2 separate regions of the Mus musculus genome follow, and region 2 is linked to region 1. Evidence: chromatin loops called from intact Hi-C (ENCODE). Cell type or tissue: heart. All regions are shown on one strand.

Region 1 (2,500 bases):
TGTACCAGAGACCTGGCAGGTGAAAGACTTTCAGGACTCAAAGGGAGGGACTTTTGATGAAATGCCCGATAGTAGGGAGAGGGAACTTATAGAGCCCACCTCCAGCAGGAAGACAGGGCATCAAGTGAGGGAGGGGGTTGCCATCCCACAGTCACAACTCTGACCCATAATTGTTTCTGTCTAAAAGAATTGCAGGAATGGAAATGGAGAGGAACCTGAGGAAAAGAAGGTCCAGTGACAGGCCCAAAGTGGGACCCAGCCCAAGGGGAGATCCCAAGACCTGACACTATTACTGAGACTATGGAGCGCTCACAAAAAGGGACCTAGCATGACCACACTCCTGAAGACCCAACAAGCAGCTGAAAGAGTCAGATGTAGATATTTGCACCCAACCAATGGACAGAAGCTGCTGACCCCTGTGGTTGAATTAGGGAAAGGCTGAAAGAAGCTGAGGAGAAGGGTGATCCTGTAGTAGGACCAGCTCAATTAATCTGGACCCCTGAGATCTCTCCAACACTGCACCACCAACCAGGCAGCATACACCAGCTCATAGGAGGCCCCCAACACACATACAGTAGAGGACTGTTGGGTCTGTGTTCACTCAGAGATGATGCACCTAACCCTCAAGAGACTGGAGGCTCCAGGGAGTTTAGAGGCCAGGTGGGGACATCCACGTGGAGACAGAGGATGGGGAGGAGGTGTGGAATGTGGAGCAGTAGGAGGGTAGACAGGGGGAAACGGGGGAAGGGGAGAATAAAGTATGGAGTGTAAAAAAATTAATTAATTTAAAAATATTTTACTTGACTAAATTTGCATCGATATAACTCTTGAAGCGTTTTTCAGATCCATCGCTTTGTTACCTTCTAGTTCCTGTGTGCACATGTGTGTATTTTGTTGCATATATACATAACATGTATTTTTTTTTGAAGCAGCATCTCATCTAGTCTGTGTGAACCTCAAGCATGTTATACATCAGAGGATAACCTTGAACTCCTGGTCCTCCCAATGTTGAGATAGTAGGCATGGCCAGATATTTATATATCTGATTAATTTTTAGTTTTCATTTTCTGCGTTTACTTCCTGTAGGACGTCTTAGTTTGACCTAAGAAGGAAACATTGGCATAAAGGACCCGCGTTCTGAACTACTGTAAACGCCGTTTCTCTGGCTTTACATTTGTTTAGTTCGTGGGTGGGAGGTAATGGGCAAACAAACAAACATCCTGATGTTGCCAAGAAAACGGTGGATTTCCAAGTATCTGACGCACACATAAACACGTGTCCGTTTTTTCCTGTTTTAGGCATCACAATAGAAACGCCTGGCTCCAGGGAGGCTGCGGCACTGACTGGTGTGTGCCTGAAGCCCGCTTCTGCACAGGAAGTGACCGCGGGTGGTCCCAAGCCTGCCTTGCTCTCTTTCCTGAAACAGATCAGATGCTCTCCAGCAGATTCCTCTCTGTTTCCTCCTCTATAGGCGGAGGAGGAGCGAGCGAGTCGTCCTGTCTGCCCCTCTATGCAGAAGGTGAAGCAGAGGTGAGCATATTTTCCTTTTTCCAGCATTTTCCTTTTCCCACGGCGGCCACGATAGTTTCCACAAGTGGTTTTTTTAGTGAGCGGAAAATACACTTTAAAATCCTGTAACAAATTTTTCAAAACTCAGCGCATGGCAAAATCCTAGCCAGCTGTGACCTTTCTCACTATCCCCCACATGCCTCAACCTTTCTTTCTACCTCACTGGATATTTTATTCTGGTAATCCATGGTCTAAGGTGGAATGGATAAAAGGAAAAGTCTGGTTCAGACTTCAGAATCAGAATGCCAACGTAAACAAGAAAAAGTCAGAGAACTTTGAATAATCAAGCCCTTTAGCTCAAGTTTAACCCACGCCAAATGTCAATGAAGATGAAGGCCACAAGATGAACTTGTTCGTGTTGCTGAGAACTACAGTGTCCTTTGTTTCCTTCCCTTAGCCCGATGTGAATGGACGGCTGCTGCCCGTAAGTGAATTCTATATTCTAAAAGACGTCGGAATGCTCCCCAGCCCCAAGAACAATAAGCCACGGACAGGAAATGAAATATGAAGCAAAGCCAAAACCCTTACTACAGCTTTGTTTTATTAAGCTCTGTGCTCATGAGATACTGTCAGCCACGATGAAATGTGACTTTTCTAAACGTTATCATTTAATGACGCAGAGGATGCAAAAATAAAACAAGCCATGCCCAGATGCTGATGGCAGAACAAGTGGAAGTGGGCATTATAGCTACATTGACGTGATGACATTTCCATACTCAGTGCCGAAAGCTGGCCAGCTCTCAGGGTTCTTTTTAGAGACTTTCAAGGCCAGCTCCTATGACCACAGAAGTAGATCACTTATCTGTCTGTAGGTGAAACTGTCATCCAATAACAATCCAAAACTTCATCTGAACACACTGATTTAGTTCTCATTATCATTAACTAAAAACAGTATGAGGATGTTAAACATTGAAGGATATAGAGTTAGGAG
Region 2 (2,500 bases), 330 kb after region 1:
CTCCGGGGTAGATAGATCTCTTCTGGTCTTGAACATTTTGCTTATTTGAAACATTTTAAACATTATTAATTTATGGGTAGAGTTTGGATCGGAGGTTTAAGATTAATTCTCGTGAATGTTCACCAAAATCCACGTCCCTCAATAAACAAACCTTAATTTGTATTTAACTGGGTTATTTTCTTACCTTTTTTTTTTTTTTTTTTTGTAAGCAATTCCTTGGGATGTTTTCGGTTTAAATACCGAACGGTTGAGTCAGAAATAGAACTTATGTCTGTGTGCCCTCTGGTGGCGAATTTAAGAGTTTCTAAAATGGCCCTTTAATCTCCACAGCGCTGAAGTTCAGTCCATTTTGAAAATGTCCCATCCTCAGGAGCCGGAGCTTATGAACGCTAACCCCTCTCCTCCGGTAAGTATATCTTGACTGTGGAGGAAAATTATAAATGTATCCGTATTTTCCTGTAGGGGTTAGTCAAGGCAGTATTTGTAAAAACTATCAAGGCGGGATTGTCTAGTCACATCACAAGTGGCTTAAGTGTTTAAGTACTGAGTCACTGGGATGTTTTGAAAGACATATTTCATAAGGTATTTTATGTGTTAACAGTAAGGCTGTGTGCAGCGTACGTATTAAAGGATGATGCTTTGTTTTCTAGCCAAGTCCCTCTCAACAAATCAACCTGGGTCCGTCCTCCAACCCTCACGCCAAACCCTCCGACTTTCACTTCTTGAAAGTGATCGGAAAGGGCAGTTTTGGAAAGGTAAGTTCAACCAAAAGTTCATCTTTTCCAAAAGATGAAAACTTTGCATCTCGACTCTTTCATGCATTCACTTTTATCTTCTCCCTGGATGAGGATAGAAAAATGACTGTCCGATTTGACATTTCAGGTTCTTCTGGCTAGGCACAAGGCAGAAGAAGTATTCTATGCAGTCAAAGTTTTACAGAAGAAAGCCATCCTGAAGAAGAAAGAGGTAAGGGTGACCCCTGGTGGCCGGGGCTCGCAGGCCTGGTGAAGAATTTCTACCCTGTGGTTTGCTGCCCTGTTGAAATCTGAATTTGCCACTAAATCTCATCTCTCTCCTAGGAGAAGCATATTATGTCAGAGCGGAATGTTCTGTTGAAGAATGTGAAGCACCCTTTCCTGGTGGGCCTTCACTTCTCATTCCAGACCGCTGACAAGCTCTACTTTGTCCTGGACTACATTAATGGTGGAGAGGTGAGCCGAGGCATCCACCTTGATGGTGGGAGTGGGGCTGCTCCTGTTTGCATTGCTTGGTTTGGGTTTGAGATGAGCTTTTAAAAGATACTTGAGAGAGAAACTTACTCAGAATTAAGCTATTTCAGGCCACTTCCTTCAAGCTTTCTCTTTCGGGCCTGACTAAACGACCCCACTAAGCCTCAGTTTCTTTGTCTCTCGCAGCTGTTCTACCATCTCCAGAGGGAGCGCTGCTTCCTGGAACCACGGGCTCGATTCTACGCAGCTGAAATAGCCAGTGCCCTGGGCTATCTGCACTCCCTAAACATCGTTTATAGGTGAGCCAAAGGTTCAAAGCTACCTTGAATGCTGGAGAGGGAGGCCAGGCTGAGCCTTTGGAGTCCTAAAATAATGAGATATTATGTGCACTTTGGTCACCTCTAACAATTCCCTAGCATGTGAGTTGTCTCAACTGCCCATACCAAGAGGGTGGTGCATAATCCTAACAGCCCAACTAAGGCTCCTTTCTGTGATTGGCTGTGGAACAGGAGTGGATTAGCAATCTTCTTAATACCCAAGCAATCTTTACAGAGGGTTTGTCATGAAGTCAAGCTAACCTACCTGTGTAACTACTTTTTCCTACAGAGACTTAAAACCTGAGAATATTCTCCTAGACTCCCAGGGGCACATCGTCCTCACTGACTTTGGGCTCTGCAAAGAGAATATTGAGCATAACGGGACAACATCTACCTTCTGTGGCACGCCTGAGGTAGGCAGTCTGACGCAGTGCCCGGTGTATACACACAGGGGACCAGTGGACATCACAAAGCACAGAGGTTTTAACTAAGAAGCAATCCAAATACACACACACACACACACACACACACACACGCACGCAAGACGAGGTGGGGAGGGGAGCCAGTTGACCCTGGCTCTTTTCAAAGCACATGTTTGCTGTGCGGACTGCCAGGTTCTGAGAGCTAACCCCTCTCTCTGGTGTCATTTCAGTATCTGGCTCCTGAGGTCCTCCATAAGCAGCCGTATGACCGGACGGTGGACTGGTGGTGTCTTGGGGCTGTCCTGTATGAGATGCTCTACGGCCTGGTGAGTAACACACAGCATCGTGCCCAGAACACTTCTAAGACATATGTGGACTTGCTCGTGCAGGCTTAGCTACCGTGGCTTCTCTGTGTCAGAAGCCTTATCAAAAGCTTTAGTAAAGGAGACAACTGGCTATTTTACATTTTATAATTTTATAAATAAGTCTTTTGGATCTTTTTTCAATAGTCTTGTTCGAATCTCAGGGCAGG

What was found. A loop is a pair of places that touch in the nucleus more often than their neighbours do. Peaks named below come from ENCODE experiments on the same cell type or tissue, not always from the same donor. Only the 100,000 strongest peaks of a DNase experiment are listed, where the experiment ranks them.
Region 2: it touches region 1 in a loop (5-fold over the local background); 7 of 42 quality-filtered maps call a loop at or near these places.

Annotation. Positions count from the first base shown.
Region 1 is chr10:21,667,792-21,670,291 of GRCm38, forward strand. No RefSeq gene overlaps it. Among named protein-coding and RNA genes, the nearest start is that of Gm5420, 22 kb to the right of the region's middle. In heart, no CTCF peak of the experiment used is centred here; a DNase peak (open chromatin) is centred at 1,350; H3K27ac peaks cover 799 bases.
Region 2 is chr10:21,995,144-21,997,643 of GRCm38, forward strand. Sgk1 (serum/glucocorticoid regulated kinase 1) reads left to right here. Exons shown (of 14, transcript NM_001161845.2): 5 at 331-406; 6 at 651-755; 7 at 883-966; 8 at 1,080-1,211; 9 at 1,416-1,528; 10 at 1,836-1,959; 11 at 2,199-2,294. Among named protein-coding and RNA genes, the nearest start is that of Gm34267, 62 kb to the right of the region's middle. In heart, CTCF peaks have their summits at 287 (motif pointing left) and 990 (motif pointing left); DNase peaks (open chromatin) are centred at 988 and 2,098; H3K4me3 peaks cover 1,201 bases; H3K27ac peaks cover 130 bases.